2 separate regions of the Homo sapiens genome follow, and region 1 is linked to region 2. Evidence: chromatin loops called from intact Hi-C (ENCODE). Cell type or tissue: PC-3. All regions are shown on one strand. Each heading gives the region's core, and the rest is flanking DNA. Links, peaks and the distances in the headings are about the cores only. Region 1 has its middle 63 kb from the start of FCRL5. Region 2 has its middle 100 kb from the start of LINC02772.

Evidence for each region. A loop is a pair of places that touch in the nucleus more often than their neighbours do. Peaks named below come from ENCODE experiments on the same cell type or tissue, not always from the same donor. Only the 100,000 strongest peaks of a DNase experiment are listed, where the experiment ranks them.
Region 1: it touches region 2 in a loop (10-fold over the local background); 98 of 110 quality-filtered maps call a loop at or near these places.

What each region holds. Positions count from the first base shown.
Region 1 is chr1:157,485,136-157,493,929 of GRCh38, reverse strand. No RefSeq gene overlaps it. Among named protein-coding and RNA genes, the nearest start is that of FCRL5, 63 kb to the left of the region's middle. RefSeq lists an enhancer at 3,209-3,348. In PC-3, for the core only: CTCF peaks have their summits at 3,164 (motif pointing right) and 4,356; DNase peaks (open chromatin) are centred at 3,179 and 4,379; H3K27me3 peaks cover 1,786 bases.
Region 2 is chr1:157,373,311-157,382,119 of GRCh38, reverse strand. No RefSeq gene overlaps it. Among named protein-coding and RNA genes, the nearest start is that of LINC02772, 100 kb to the right of the region's middle. In PC-3, for the core only: CTCF peaks have their summits at 4,484 and 4,684; a DNase peak (open chromatin) is centred at 4,689; H3K27me3 peaks cover 6,369 bases.

The DNA of each region.
Region 1 (8,794 bases), core at 795-8,794, 110 kb before region 2:
ACCACTCCCTCTGCCTGGAATGTCACGTCCATTTCCTCCCAGTTCCCAGCTCCTTCATACTACATCTGATCTGCAGTGTTTTGCTTCTCAAGCATTTATCGTTTGTAATTAAAGATTATGTGTGTCAGTTATTTTTAACATGGGGTTCTCTCTGCATACATATGCTCCATGAAGGGCTGTTTTCTCATCATCAGATGAGCCCATCTGGGAATGCGGAGTGAAACTATCACCTTTTACCCCATCCTGGAATTGTGAAAAACGGAAGATTTCTAAGAAGATTCTGAGCAAATCCTTTTCTGGCACCTGTGGTCAGTCCCTACCAGGGTCCCCATCTTAAGCCTTCAAGACCTTTCGGTTCAAACTATTTTTTTAAAGGTAGAGAATGTAACAATACAATAAAACATGGACATAGTTTTTTAAAAGGAAATGGAAACATAATCCACAGATGGGAGAAAATATTTGCATTTGTATATGTGATAAGGTATTTTTATCCAGAATATATGAAAAACTCTCACAACTGAACAATAAAAAGACAAATAACCTAATTTACAAATAGGCAAATGATCTAATAGGCATTTCCCCAAAGAAGATATACAAATGGCCAGTACACACATGAAAAGATGCTTGGCAGCATTAGTCATCAGGAAAATGCAAACCAAAACCTTGAGATACCACTTCACATCCATCAGGGTAGCTAGAATCAAAAAGTTCATAATGACAAGTGCTGGCAAAGATGTGGAGAAATTGAAGCCCTCATACATTGATGGCGAAGTGCAGCTGTGTTAGAAGGCAGTCTGTCAGTTTCTCATATGATTGAACATAGAATTCTACCATATAATCCAGCAGTTCGTTCCACTTCTAGGCATATACCCAAGAGAAATGAAAACACATGTTCACACAGAAACTTGCACATGAGTGTTTATAGCAGCATTGTTCATAATAGCCAAATGGTGGAAACAAACAATGGATGAGTGAATACATAAATAAAATATTGTATATCCATATAATGGGATATTAGAACTGAACTATAACACAACACTGATGAACCTTGAAATGTTGTGCTGAATTAAAGCAACCAGTCACAGAAGACCACATCTATTTGATTCGACTCCTATGAAAGTCCAGAATAGGAAACACTATAGAGAGAGAAATTAGATTAGTGGTTACCCAGGGCTGAGGAAAGTCCAGAATAGGAAACACTATAGGGAGAGAAATTAGATTAGTGGTTACGCAGGGCTGTGGAATAGGAGAAAATGGGTGGATGGCCGAAGGATACAAACTTTTTTTGAGGTAATGAAAATGTCCTAAAATGGACTCTTTTGATGGCAGCACAAATTTGTGAATACATTAAAAAGTATTGAAATGTACACTTTAAATGGGGAAATATATGGTATGTAAATTATGTCCAATCAAAGCTGTTTTCTTTTTAAAGATTGTATTGGAAGTATAGAACAAGTGATATGGGGCCAGACTGACCTGAGTATGAATTTTTGCTCCAGTATTTACGAGCCTTGGGTCTTAAGTTCCTTTGATCCTCTAAGCCTTGCTTTTCTCATCTATAAAGTGAATACATTGATTATACCCACCACAAAGAGTTGTTCTGGGAATTGAGATAATGCATATCAAGTGCTTAGCCTCATTGCCTTGTACATAGTAGGCACTAAATAACTGTTAACTGAATGAAATATGCCAGGGAGCACACAGCCAGATGTAAACACGTAGAGCAGATGCCCAGGGCCCCCAGAGATTATTCAGAAGCCTGCAAATAAATTTGTTAGAGGAGCAGATTTTGTCCTTTGGTGGGGACAGCTTTCCAAAAGGGATAAAACCTATTTCAAAGCCCCAAGGATAGGGACACCCAAGCCAATCAATTAGTAGTAGACATTTTTTCTGGGTGGGAGTGGGGACGTTCTTTGCATGGTTAGATTCTAATAAATGGGCTCTCCTGCATCTCCCCACCCTACAGGGAATGGGGACAGTGGACTTCCCTCCTTTCCTCTACACATTCCCTGACCAGAAGGTCCAGGGGAAAGAAGGGGTGGGCAGAGAGCAGAGTGGTTACATGGGTGTGATGGTCAGAGGCCAGATCTCCCTCCAGGTCATCAGGACACTCAGGGTAGATCTCAGGAGATGGAAGTGTTCATGCCCGGGGACAGCCATCTCTGCACAGGAGAAATTCTTCCATCTCCCATGTAGGGAGGTTTTGAGGACTTTGGCAACAGCAGCCAACATCATTTGCGGGGTATGAAGGTCTCTGAAGGCCAGTGGGGGAGAAAACATCCACTCCTTGATGGAGCTGGTGCCGAGTGAGGGTCCTGGCAAGAACAGGGCTGCACTCTCTAACCAAATCCCAGACAGGAGTGAGGGCTTCTGCCTCATTATTAGCCTTGTCTTATCTCTGATTGTTATTTTCATTGGTGAGGCTCTTGGGATCATGCCACACAGTTAACTCTACCCCAGAGACTGTGACCCCAGGCACACATTTATACAGTTCCCCATGGTTTCCTAATGTTCATTTGAAATAATTGCCTTTTTCATAACCTGTTCTTTCTAGTCATTTGGAAACAAATACGTAATCTATTCAGCTTATCCATTGGCTTAGGTTTAATGACATTTCTTTCTGATGAGTGAAGAATCCACTGGGGGTGTGGAGGGAAGTGTTATAAATATACACTTTTAAAATTTTCTTTCATTGTAAATGGGTTTCAGTGGTTCATACTTTAAAATGCAGAAATAAGTTGACTAAAAGAATCAGTGTGTATCTATCCTCAGGGGTTTCCTATCCTCAAGGACATTTTTTTTTTGAGACAGGGTCTCCCTCTGTTGCCCCAGCTGGAGTGCAGTGGTGCTATCAGTGCTTCCTGTAGCCTCGACCTCCCTGGCTCAAGCAATCCTCTCACCTCAGTCTGCCAAGTAACTAGGACCACAGGTGTGCACCACCACGCCCAGATAATTTTTAGATTTTTTTTTTTTTTTTTTTTTTTTTTTTTGTAGAGACGAGGTCTCATTGTGTTGCCTACGCTGGTTTCAAACTTCTGGGCTCAAGCCATCCTCCCTCTTCTGCCTTCCAAAGTGCTGGGATTACAGGTGTGAGCCACCAATCCGGTCCAATAGTTTTACTTTGAAGAAAAATTTGGAAAATGCAGAGCCACGAGGGGGCGCCCTGGACTCTGGCCTGGTGGTAAAGCCAGCACCTTCAGAGTGGAGGAAGGATCTCCTAGACGCTGAGTTCAGAACGAAATAGGAGCATTGGCTGACCATCTGCCGGGGACCTCACTGGGCAAGCACAGGGCCTCACTTACTCAGCGCAGACACTCCCTGAAGTGGGTGCTTGTGCCCCATTGTGATGAGGTCACAGACTCAGGCAAGTTCAGCAATCTGTCCCGGGTCACTCAGATAATAAGTGGAAGACCCAGTTCTGTGCAGTTCTAAAGCCCGGGCTTTCCCAGACCAGCCGACTATGGCTTGGCCCATCTAGGGAGGGCTCAATACTTGGAAGGTGCTGGTCAGCGCAGAAGCGAGGCTGGTGGACACGTGTCCTCGGGGCAGGGTCACAGGCATCAGCCCACCAGGGAGGTGTTTCCAGCTGGGGTCACGAGGTCTCGGAGTGTTCCTGAATGTGGGAGAAACAGTCCCTCACCCTGACCATCTCGGAGTCTGTGTCCAGCAAGAGCCCTTGTTATTTGGAAGATACTCCCTTATTAATGGGGAGTATCTTGGTTTGCTGACTTGGTACCCATCCCCAGACAGGAGTATCTTTTCTATTATAAATGAGTAACTTGCTTTGTGCTTTAGAGATCATTGTCCACATAATTTTATCACCACGAATGTGTCACCAGGAGTCTGTTACTAAATAGTATAAGAATTTAGAGTTTTTAAACCTAAGATACTGAGGATAAAAACTGTAGACTTTGAGGTTCTCCCCATAAGGGGTAAAGAGTTTAGGGGGAAATTAGGTTCTACATCTGAAAAATAAAGTAGAAAAGATGTGGCCAGGAGAACTACTGAGGGGGTCAGGAACCAGGAAGGTGATGTTTATCAGGATGGGGAGAGGGGGCTGGAAGAGGGTCAGGAGCAAAAGAAAGGCAATAAACACTTACCCAGAGTTAATCTAATGAGATGACAATTCTTGTCTCCATTTTACACATGAGGAAACTGATGCTTAGAGAAGTTACATAACTTGATTAGGATCAAACAGCTAATATTTGGCAAGGCTGGGACCTGAACCTGGTTTTCCAGATACCAGTGCCCAGTCACTTTCCATAATGCCAAATGGCCTCTCAGAATCCCAACACCTCTTCTTTAAATGCTTTCCCTTTTTTCCTCAAATCCAGAAACTGTTGGTCTTTTGGGCAATTCTGACCACAGCCACTAAGTGGCGATATTGTCCAACTATGGCTCAGCCCTGTCTCTCCTAGGAAGAATGGGGGAAGGGAGGGAGTAGAAGATCCCCTGTTGTTTTTTGTGTGTTGTGCTGTTCGTAGCGCTTTTTTTTTTTTTTTTTTTTTTTGAGACGGAGTCTTGCTCTGTTGCCCAGGCTGAAGTGCAGTGGTGCGATCTCGGCTCACTGCAAGCTCCGTTTCCCGGGTACACGCCATTCTCCCTCCTCAGCCTCCAGAGTAGCTGGGACTACAGGCGCCCGCCACCACGCCCGGCTAATTTTTTGTATTTTTTAGTAGAGACGGGGTTTCACCATGTTAGCCAGGATGGTCTCGATCTCCTGACCTCGTGATCCGCCCGCCTCGGCCTTCCAAAGTGCTGGGATTACAGGCGTGAGTCACTGCGCCCGTCCGCGTGGGGCTTTCTTCTATCTATTTAGTCCTCCCAGCAACCCTGCAGAGGAAGTATTATCCCATTTTCCAGATGAGGCCATTGAGGATCTGCTGGATGACAGAGCTTAGCGGTAGAAGCAGGAATGGAATCAGTGTCCGGCTGGTTGCCAAGTCCTGCCTCCAAGCATCCTGGGTTCCCAAATATAAAGTCATTTTATGCCCTCAAATTTTAGTCTGGTGGGGAGGTAGATAGGGGAACTCCTTTAAGCCTGGGCTTGGACGGCCTAGTGAAGAAGAAGGGCGGGTGAGAAGTAACCATGCCTTTCCTTTGGTTACTGGAGGGAAGAATTAAGTTTTAAGGTGGAAGTTAAATACAGTTAAAATTACTCTGGTGTTGGGACAACTGGATTTCCACATGCAGAAGAGTGAAAATGGATCCTTATCTCACACCATGTGCAAAAATCAACTCAAAATCAATTAAAGACTTAAATATAAGGCCTGAAATTATAAATCTACTAGAAGAAAACAAAAGCAAAAAGAAATAAATAGGATTACATTAAACTAAAAGGCTCCTGCGCAGCCAAGGAAACAACAGAATGAAGAAACAATCTACAGAATGCGAGAAAATATTTGCAAACCAGGCATCTGGTAAGGGATTGCTATCCAAAATATATAAGGAACTCAAACAACCCAATAATAAGAAAACAAAGAATCTGATTAAAAAATAGGCAAAGGATCTGAATAGACATTTTTCAGAAGACATAAAAATGGCCTATGAGTATAGGAAAAAATGCACAACGTCACTAATCACCAGGGAAGTGCAAATCAACACCAGTGAGCTATCACCCCACACCTCTTAGAATGGCTATTATCAAAAAGATGAAAGACAGCAACTGTTGGTGAGGATGTGGAAGAAAAGAACCCAAGTACACTCTTGGTGGGGATGGAAATTAGTACAGTCATTAGGGAAAACAGCATGGAGGGTCCTCAAAATATTAAAAACAGAACTACCGTATGATCCAGCAATCCCACTTCTGGGTATATATCCAAAGGAAGTGAAATTAGTATGTTGAAGACATAGCTGCACTTCCATGTTTATTGCAGCACTATTCCCAATAGCTGAGATATGGAATCAACCTAAGAGTGCATAAAATGATGAACGGATAAAGAAAATGTAGTATCTATACATTGTGGAATACAATTTAGCCATTAGAAGAAAATTCTGTCATTTATGACAACATGGATGAACTTGGAGGAAATTATGTTAATTGAAATAAGCCAGCATAGAAAGAAAAATACCTCATGACTTCACTTAAACATGAAATCTAAAAAGTTGAAGTCATCGAAGTAGGAAGTAGAATGGTGATTACCAGAGGCAGGGGAGTGGGAGGAGATGTTGGGCAAAGGATACAAAATTTCAGTTAGAGAAGAATAATAAGTCCAAGAGATCTATTTTAAAACATGGTGACTGTGGCTAATAGTAACACACTGTATTCCTGGAAATTTACAGGAAATTAGATTTTAAGTGTTCTTATCTCACACACACACACACACAAACATAAGTATGTGATGTAATGTATATGTTAATTAGCTACATATAGCCATCTACAATGTACATGTATTAAAAACATGTCATATACAATAAATATACATGGTTTTGTCAATTAAATAAAAATAACATTTTAGAAATAGAAAAATAAATACAATTACTCTTGGGAATCCCTTAGAGTTCCTCCTGCTTTAGAAGAGACTGCATTTTCTTCCTGATGAAATGGTTGGCTGGTGTTTAGGGGCCATGCTATGTGAAAAATGTGTCCTTCACGTTTAAACGTTAGATCCACCCACAGACAGTGTGTGCTGGAGCCAGCTGCAAACCACTTGTGAGCTGGTTTTGTGCATCTCCTCCCAAATCTATATTCACAGTCATGATGTTGGTAGCTTGAAATCAGCCACACAGAAATTGGCAAACACTTGAAACCAGGGCTCTTTGCTCCTTGAGAGCTGGCCTTTAAACAGATATAAGCACACCATGGGCACCCAGAAAGGTGGGTGGGAACAGAGAGATGGACCAAGGGAACCATGGATTTACAAATCCCAACCCATATTCGCTCCAAGGCTTTAGGTATTTGAACGAAGTCGATTCTATTGTGGTAGAATTGCTGTACAATTTAAACTGTTATTTTCTCTCTCATTTTTCTTTGCTGAGGGTGAAAAACTGCATTTGAGAAGTTCAGCCTGCACCTGAGGTGCCTTCCCTGGCAAGCAAGATGGCTGATTGCTGGAGTGTGTCTTGGGGCCCAGCCCTGAGCTGGAGCCCTGCTGGCTCCTAAGGAGGTGGGCACCACACAGCCAGGGTGGGCTGCGCTGTCAGCTATGGAACAACAGCTCACACCTGACTGCTCAGGGCCGCCTGATAACATTTAAGGAAGAGGAGCTCTCCTTCATTTTACCACAGGACATGTGGCTTGGGCCCCTTGTGGGCTGAGGTGTCTGTCAGAAGGGGAGGTGCTGGGTGAGGCTGTGCTCTCTGTGAAGCCACCTAGGGGCTCAGTGACAGCAGCAGGTGGTGACTGGACAGGAAGGGAAGTCTCCTCCAGTGCCAGGCTCAGGTGTGCTCAGTAAATATGTGCTGCATGACAATCAGAGCAGGCTGCCACCTGTAGCTTAGGTGGAAGCTGCTTGTCTTGTTCCTGTGTGTTCCTGACAACCCCAGGATGTTCACAGGCAGGGTTGGAACTGGGGTGGGGCAGCACAACCCCCAGTCTCAGGTGCCCACCCTGCACCAGGGTGAACCTCAGTGCTATAGACCGAATTGTTCCCCACAGAATGCAGCTGGGGATGGAAGTGCTAAGCACCAGGACCTTCGGATGTGACTGTATTTGGGATGGGGCCTTTAAAGACATGAGGAAGGTAAACTGAGGTCAAATGAGTGAGCTCTAATCCAATACACCTGATGTCCTTATACGAACAGGAGATTGGGAGTTTAAGCAGGCGCACATGAAGACCTGGTTAAGACACTGGGGGAAGACAGAGGCCTCCAAGACACCCAATCTGCCGGCACCTTAGCCTTGTTCTTCTAGCCTCCAGAACTGTGAGAAGATCAACATATGTTGTTTAAGCTTCCCGGGCTGTGGTCTTTGCTGTGGCAGCCTGAGCTGAGCTGACTAATATACTGAGAGTGAGGGCCTCCCCACCTCACCTCTTCATGGGGCCTGGTCCTGCATCAGCAGAGGGCAGGCAGAGCCAGGGCACCTGGTTACACCACAGATGATTGACAACTTGCTCTGAGTACTGGGGGAGCCCAGAGCCCCTAATTAATCTGGGGCAGGTCAGAGCCAGCTCCCCAGGGCCATGTGAGCTGCATGTGGAAGGGGCAGCAGACATTTGACAGGGGATGGCAGGGAAGGGTCTTACTCAGGGACTGGGTGCAGGTGGGCAGACTGGAGGCTGATGGGGCGGCCTTCTGTGGTTCACAAGGGATGGGGCTGTCTCAGCCCCACTTCTCACCCAACCCTGCATCCCACCTGGCTTCTCTGAGCTCAGAATCCCTGCGGGTTCCTCTTGGCAGACAGCTCCAATCCCTGCTGTGCCCCTATTTGTGTATTCTAGGTCAGTGATACTCAAACTAAGCTGTGGGAGGTCCATGTATGATGGACCCATAACCCTAGAAGAAATTAAAATGGTAGCCAAAGATTTGTCCTTATAAAGGGCATGGAGCACATACGGTTTTAGGAGTGAGGACTCCTAAATGGCCAAGAAAAATAAAATTCTTATGTTATATACAGTGTTCCAGAGCTGAGAAAAAGGAAAGAATAGGGTTTTTGTTTGTTTGTTTAGTGATTGGGTATCACTCTGTCACCCAGGCTGGAGTGCAGTGGCACAATCATAGCTCACTGCAGCCTCAAATCCCTGGGCTCAAGCAATCCTCCCACCTAGGCCTCCCAAGTAGCTAAGACTATTGGTGCATGCCAGCATGCCCGGTTAGTAGGTCATTCTGAAAGGATAGTTTAATATAGTAGGTC
Region 2 (8,809 bases), core at 1-8,000:
TGTATACTTATGTAACAAACCTGCACGTTCTGCACATGGATCCAGTAACTTAAACTAAAATTAAAAAAAAAAAAAACCTGTGATAGCCCTCTTAGAGCAGAGGTTAAGAAGAGGCAGAGGCTGACCGGGGCCCTGGAATCCCTGAGTGCTGATCCAAACTCAGCCATAGCTGGTCTCAGTGCTTAGACGTTATCACAGGAGCAGCATGAGTAACTTTATGATTGTGGGAAAAAGTGTGTCGGTGGGAGGAAGGGAGTGGTCTTGGAGTTTGTTTGTATTTGCTAAATTATAGAGTGCAGAGAAGGAGTAGTTGGAGATTAAGTTGGACATGTAAATGGACATGTAAAGTTAAGTTGAGCATGTAAATCACAATTGAAATTAGGCTTTGGACTTCTTGTTCAAGATATTCATGAACCAAGTACATGCATATGCCTCCCATCATTCCCTAAGCTTCTTAAAAATAATATAGTACATTTATGTTGCTTTAGTCTCTAAATCACAACATGAAGGTGAGACTGGTTGGCAGCTAATGAGCAGACCAGAGAGGCCTGGAATCTCAGAGAGAGATGGAAGAGGTGGCTTAGAAAGATAGTGCCAGACTCTGGACCAACCACATCAGAATCTCTGGGGTGGCTGCCAGGGAACAGTTTTCCTTTAAGGACCCAGGGGAGCCCAGTGTGCTCAATGCACAGCTAAGTTTGAGAATCACTGACTTAGAATACACAAATAGGGGCCCAGCAGGGATTGAAGCTGTCCGCCCAGAGGAACCCGCAGGGATTCTGAGCTCAGAGAGGCCAGGTGGGATGCAGGGTTGGGTGAGAAGTGGGGCTGAGGCAGGGAGCTTTGTGGGAGGTCCATGTATGATACAGTCAACCCCCACCCACCACCAGCTCCAGACACCAACCTTCCAGAAGCCAGGCATTTCCTCCTCTGACACCAACAACGGAGGGCTCTTCAAACACAAAAAGGAAAAATCCCTGAATGTATGGTCTGGAGAGAACTCAGGCAGCTGGTGTGGGCAGTGGAGTCTCAGGAAAGCCCCCCTCGTTGTTTAAATTTTTTTCTTCTTAATTATTATGGGTACATAATAGGTGTATCTATTTATGAGGTACATGGGATGTTTTGATACAGGCATACAATGTGTAATAATTACATTCCTGTAACTGGGACATCCATCTCTTGTACACTGTTAGTGGAAATGTAAATTAGTACAGTCACTATGGAGAACAGTATGGAGATTCCTCTGATGGAGGAAGATTCCACTGATGGAGAGATGGCTCGGGCCTGTGGTAGGGCCAGCTTCTGCCCAACGTCACTGTGTTGGTGACATTTGCACCCCAACCACAGCAGACTGCTGCCTTTCTGCAGGACTTCCTTTATCTCAAGAGTTCCCTCTCGGTTCTTGGTTTCTTTCATCCATCAGAGGAGGACCGACCACATCACCTACTCCAACCTCCAAACCCACCAAGGACTCAAGCCACAGCTATTCCACCCACCAGGGAAGTTTGTGGTCTCTGCAGATCCCACCTGCAACCCCAGAACGTGCCCACAGACCTTTGAGCCCCCTCTCGATGGGGCACAGAGGGGAGGGAGAGCCCAGCAGGAGCTGTTCATTGGGAAAACAACTCCTCATTTACAGGGGTTAGCCCCATCCCTTATGGACCACAGAAGGATGCCCTGTCAGCCTCCAGCCTTCCCACCTGCATAAGAGCCTTCCCTGCCATCCCCTGTCAAATGTCTGCTGTCCCTTCCACATGCAGCTCACATGGCCCTGGGGAGCCATCCCCGACCTGTCCCAGGTGAATTAGGTGCTCTGGGCCCTACCAGCACTCTTAGCTGTTATCCATGAATACCCTGAGGTTCTCATGTATGCTCTGGAACAAGACAGCAGCTTCCAGCTAAGCTACAGGCAGCAGCCTGGACTGCTTGTCATGCAGCACATATTTACTGAGCACACCTGAGCCTGGCACTGGAGGAGACTTCCCTTCCTGTCCAGTCACCATCTGCTGCTGTCACTGAGCTCCTAGGTGGCTTCACAGAGAGCACAGCCTCACCCAGCACCTCCCCTTCCGACAGACACCTCAGCCCACAAGTGGCCCAAGCTACGTGTTCTGTGGAAAAATGAAGGAGAGCTCCTCTCCTTTAGTTGTCTTCAGGCGGCCCTGAGCAGTCAGGTGTGCGCTGTTGTTCCATAGCTGACAGCGCAGCCCACCCTGGCTGTGTGGTGCCCACCTCCTTAGGAGCCTGCAGGGCTCCAGCTCAGGGCTGGGCCCAAGACACACTCCAGCGTCAGCCATCTTGCTTGCTGGGGAGGCACCTCAGGTACAGGTTGAACTTCTGAAATGCAGTTTTTTACCCTCAGCAAAGAAAAATGAGAGAAAAAAGTAACAGTTTAAATTGTGTAGCAATTCTACCCCACTAGAATCAACTTCGCTCAAATACCTAAAGCCTTGGCGTGAATATGAGTTGGAATTTGTAAATCCATGGTTCCCTTGGTCCATCTCTCTGTTCCCACCCACCTTTCTGGGTGCCCATGGTTTGCTGGTATCTGATTAAAGGCCAGCTCTCAAGGAGCGAAGAGCCCTGGTTTCAAGCACTTGGCAATTTCTGTGGTGTAAATACCCCACTTTGGCTGATTTCAAGCTACCAACATCATGACTGTGAATATAGATTTGGGAGGAGATGAACAAAACCAGCTCACAAGTGGTTTCCAGCTGGCTCCAGCACACACTGTCCACGAGTGCATCTAATGTTTAAATGTGAAGGGCACATTTTTCACATAGCATGGCCCCTAAACATCAGCCAACTGTTTCATCAGGAAGAAAATGCAGGCTCTTCTAAAGCAGGAAAAACTCTAAGGGATTCACAAGAGTAATTGTATTTATTTTTCTATTTTTAAAATGTTATTTTCTATTTAATTGACAAAATCATGTATATTTTTGTACACAACATGTTTTTAAATACGTGAACATTGTAGATGGCTACATCTAACTAATTAACTTATACATTAATTACCTCACATACTTATCGTGTGTGTGTGTTTGTGTGTGTGTGTGTGAGAGAGATGAGAAGACTTAAAATCTACTTTCTTGTAAATTTCCAAGAATACAGTGTGTTACTATTAGCCATGGTCACCATGTTTTACAATAGATCTCTTGGACTTACTATTCTTCTCTAACTGAAATTTTGTATCCTTCGTCCAACATCTCCTCCCACTGTGCCCTTACCTCTGGAAATCACCATTCTACTTTCTACTTCTATGACTTCAACTTTTTAGCTTTCATATGTAAGTGTGGTCATGAGATATTTTTCTTTCCATGCTGGCTTATTTCGCTTAACGTAATGTCCTTTAAGTTCATCCGTGTTGTCATAAATGATTGAATTTCCTTCTTTCTAATGGCTAAATTGTATTCCACAGTGTATAGATACTACATTTTCTTTATCCGTCCATTATTTGATGCACACTTAGGTTGATTCCGTATCTCAGCTATTGGGAATAGTGCTGTAATAAACACGGAAGTGCAGCTATCTCTTCAACATACTGATTTCACTTCCTTTGGTTATATACCCAGAAGCAGGATTGCTGGATCATACGGTAGTTCTGTTTTTAATTTTTTGAGGACCCTCCATGCTATTTTCCCTAATGACTGTACTAATTTCCATCCCCACCAAGAGTGTACTTGGGTTCTGTTCTTCCACATCCTCACCAACACTTGCTGTCTTTCATCTTTTTGATAATAGCCATTCTAAGAGGTGTCGGGTGATAGCTCACTGGTGTTGATTTGCATTTCCCTGATGATTAGTGACTTTGAGCATTTTTTCATATACTCGTTGGCCATTCATATGTCTTCTGAGAAATGTCTATTCGGATCCTTTGCCTACTTTTTAATCAGATTCTTTGTTTTCTTATTGTTGGGTTGTTTGAACTCCTTATATATTTTGGATAGTAATCCCTTATCAGATGCGTGGTTTGCAAATATTTTCTCCCATTCCATAGATTGTTTCTTCACTCTGTTAATTGTTTCCTTGGCTGGGCGGAGCCTTTTAGTTTAACGTAAGCCTATTTATTTCTTTTTGCTTTTGTTTTCTTCTGGTAGTTTTATAATTTCAGGTCTTATATTTAAGTCTTTAATTGATTTTGAGTTGATTTTTGCACATGGAGTGAGATGAAGGTCCATTTTCACCCTTCTGCATGTGGAAATCCAGTTGTCCCAACACCAGAGTAATTTTAACTGTACTTAACTTCCACTTTAAAACTTAATTCTTCCCTCCAGTAACCGAAGGAAAGGCATGGTTACTTCTCCTCCACCCTTCTTCACTAGGCCGTCCAAGCCCAGGCTGAAGGGAGTTCCCCCATCTACCTCCCCACCAGACTAAAATTTGAGGGCACAAAATGACTTTATTTTTGGGAGCCCAGCATGCTTGGAGGCAGAACTTGGGATCCAGCGGGACACTGATTCCATCCCTGCTTCTACCGCTAAGCTCTGTCATCCAGCACATCCTCAATGGCCTCATCTGGAAAATGGGATAATACCTCCTCTGCAGGGTTGCTGGGAGGACTAAATAGATAGAAGAAAGCCCCACACACAGCACAACACACAACAGGGCAACTCCGACTGCCTCCCCTCCCCCATTCTTCCCCAGAGAAACAGGGCTGAGCCATAGTCGGGCAATGTCGCCACTTAGTGGCTGTGCTCAGAATTGCCCAAAAGACCAACAGTTTCCGGATTTGAGGAAAACCGGGAAAGCACTTAGAGAAGAGGTGCTGGGATTCTGAGATGCCATTTGGCATTATGGAAAGTGACTGGGCACTAGCATCCGGAAAATGAGGTTCAAGTCCCAGCCTTGCCAAATATTAGCTGTTTGATCCTAATCAAGTTGTGTAACTTCTCTAAGCATCAGTTTCCTGTTGTGTAAAATGGAGACAAGAATTGTCATCTCATTAGATGAATGCTGGGTAAGCATTTGTTGCCCTTATCTTGCTCCTGACCCTCTTTTACTCCCTCTCCCCATCCTGATAAACATCACCTACCTGGTTCCTGACCCCCTCAGTAGTTCCCTTGGCCACATCTTTTCGACTTTATTTTTCAGATGTAGAACCTAATTTCCCCCTAAACCCTTTACCCCTCATGGGGAGAACCTCAAAGTCTACAGTTTTAACCTCAGTATCTTAGGTTTAAAAACTCTAAATTCTTATACTATGTAGTAACAGACTCCTGGTGATACATTCATGGTGACAAAATTATGTGGACAATGATTCATAAAGCAGAAAGCAAGTTACTCATTTATAATAGAAAAGATACTCCTGTCTGGGGATGGGTACCAAGTCAGCAAACCAAGATACTCCCTATTAATAGGGGAGTATCTTCCAGATAACAAGGGATATTACTGGACACAGACTCCGAGATGGTCAGGGTGAGGGACTTTACTCCCACATTCAGGAACACCCCGAGACCCCGTAACCCCGGCTGGAAACACCTCCCTGGTGGGCTGATGCCTGTGACCCTGCCCCGAGGACACATGCCCACCAGCCTCGCTTCTGCGCTGACCAGCGCCTTCCAAGTATTGAGCCCTCCCTAGATGGGCCGAGCCTTAGTCTGCTGGTCTGGGAAAGCCCGGGCTTTAGAACTGCACAGAACTGGGTCTGAATCTCATCTTCCACTTATTATCTGGGTGACCCGGGACAGATTGCTGAACTTGCCTGAGCCTATGAGCTCATCACAATGGTGCACAAGCACCCACTTCAGGGAGTGTCTGCGTTGAGTAAGTGAGGCCCTGTGCGTGCCCAGTGAGGTCCCTGGCATATGCTCAGCCAATGCTCCTATTTCATTCTGAACCCTGCATCTGGGAGATCTTTCCTCCATTCCGAAGGTGCTGGCTTTACCACCAGGCGAGAGTCATGGCTCTGTATTTTCCAATTTTTCTTTCAAAGTAAAACTATTAGACAGGCTTGGTGGCCCACACCTGTAATCCCAACACTCTGGGAGGCAGAGGTGGGAGGATGGCTTGAGCCCAGGATTTTGAAACCAGCATAGGCAACACAATGAGACCTCGTCTCTACCAAAAAAAAAAAAAAAACCTAAAAATTATCTGGGCGAGGTGGTGCACACCTGTGGTCCTAGTTACTTGGTAGGCTGAGGTGAGAGGATTGCTTGAGCCAGGGAGGTCAAGGCTACAGGAAGCACTGATAGCACCACTGCACTCCAGTCACGGCAATAGAGGGAGAACCTGTCTCAAAAAAAAAAAAGAAAAGAAAATCTCCTTGAGGACAGCAAACACCTGAGGATAGATACACACTAATTCTTTTAGTCAACTTATTTCTGCATTTTAAAGTATGAACCACTGAAACCCATTTACAATGAAAGAAAATTTTTAAAGTGTATATTTATAACACTTCCCTCCACACCCCCAGTAGATTCTTCACTCATCAGAAAGAAATGTCATTAAACCTAAGCAAATGGATAAGCTGAATAGATTACGTATTTGTTTTCAAAGGACTAGAAAGAACAGGTTATGAAAAAGGCAATTATTTCAAATGAACATTAGGAAACCATGGGGAACTGTATAAATGTGTGCCTAGGGTCGCAGTCTCTGGGGTAGAGTTAAGTGTGTGGCATGATCCCAAGAGCCTCACCAACCAAAATACCAATCAGAGATAAGAAAAGGCTAAAAATGAGGCAGAAGCCCTCGCTCCTGTCTGGGATTTGGTTAGAGAGTGTAGCCCTTTTCTTGCCAGGACCCTCACTCGACACCAGCTCCATCAAGGAGTGGATGTTTTCTCCCCCACTCACCTTCAGAGACCTTTACACTCTGCAAATGATGTTGGCTGCTGTTGCCAAAGTCCTCAAAACCTCCCTACATGGAAGAATTTCTCCTGTGCAGAGATGGCTGTCCTCGGGGCTGAACACTTCCATCTACTGAGATCTGCCGTGAGTCTCCTCATGACCTGGAGGGAGATCTGGCCTCTGCCCATCACACCTATGTAACTACTCTGCTCTCTGCCCATCCTTTCCCCTGGACCTTCTGGTCAGGGAATGTGCAGAGGGAAGGAGGGAAGTCCACTGTCCCCATTCCCTGTAGGGTGGGCAGATGCAGGAGGGCCCATTTATTAGAATCTAACCATGCAAAGAACATCCCCACTCCCACCCAGAAAAAATGTCTACTACTAATTGATTGGCCTGGGTGTCCCTATCCTTAGGGCTTTGAAATAGGTTTTATCCCTTTGGAAAGCTGTCCTCACCAAAGGACAAAATCTGCTCTTCTAACAAATTTATTTGCAGGCTTCTGAATAATCTCTGGGGGCCCTGGGCATCTGCTCTACGTGTTTACATCTGGCTGTGTGCTCCCTGAATATTTCATTCAGTTAACAGTCATTTAGTGCCTACTATGTACAAGGCAATGAGGCTAAGCACTTGATATGCATTATCTCAATTCCCAAAATAACTCTTTGTGGTGGGTATAATCAATGTATTCACTTTATAGATGAGAAAACAAGGTTTAGAGGATCAAAGGGACTTAATCCAGATCCAAGGCTGGTAAATACTGGAGCAAAAATTCAAACTCAGATCAGTCTGGCCCCGTATCATTTTTTCTATACTTCCAATACAGTGTTTAAAAAGAAAACAACTTAGCTTGGACATAATTTACATACCATATATTTCCCCATTTAAAGTGTACATTTCAATACTTTTTAATATATTCACAAGTTTGTGCAGCCATCAAAACAGTCCATTTTAGAACTTTTTTTTTTTTTTTTTTGAGATGGAGTCTTGCTCTGTTGCCCAGGCTGGAGTGGAGTGGTGCGATCTTGGCTCACTGCAACCTCCGCCTCCCCAGTTCAAGTGATTCTCCTGCCTCAGCCTCCTGAGTAGCTGGGATTACAGGCACACACCACAATGCCCGGCTACTTCTTTTAATTATTATTTTTAGTAGAGATGGGGTTTCAGCATGTCTGTCAGGCTGGTCTCAAACTCCTGACTTCGTGATCCACCTGCCTCAGTCTCCCAAAGTGCTGGAATTACAGGCACGAGCCACCGTGCCAGGCCAGGACATTATTACCTCAAAAAAAGTTTGTATCCTTCAGCCATCCACCCATTTTCTCCTATTCCCCATCTTTCCTCAGCCCTAATCTAATTTCTGTCGCTATAGAGTTTCCTATTCTGGACTTTCATAGGAGTGGAATCAAATAGATGTGGTCTTTTGTGACTGGCTTCTTTAATTCAGCACAAGATTTCAAGGTTCATCAGTGTTGTGTTATAGTTCAGTTCTAATATCGCATTATATGGATATACAATTTTTTACTTATCTATTCATTCATCCACTGAGTTGTTTCCACCATTTGGCTATTATGAACAATGCTGCTATAAACACTCATGTGCAAGTTTCTGTGTGAACATGTGTTTTCATTTCTCTTGGGTATATGCCTAGAAGTGGAACTGCTGGATTATACGGTAAAATTCTATGTTCAATCATATGAGAAACTGACAGACTGCCTTCTAACACAGCTGCACTTCGCCATCAATGTATGAGGGCTTCAATTCCTCCACATCTTTGCCAGCACTTGTCGTTATGAACTTTTTGATTCTAGCTATCCTGATGGATGTAAAGTGGTATCTCAAGGTTTTGGTTTGCATTTTCCTGATGACTAATGCTGTCAAGCACCTTTTCATGTGTGTATTGGCCATTTGTATATCTTCTTTGGGGAAATGCCTATTAGATCATTTGCCTATTTGTAAATTAGGTTATTTGTCTGTTTATTCTTCAGTTGTGAAAGTTATTCATATATCCTGGATAAAAATACCTTATCACA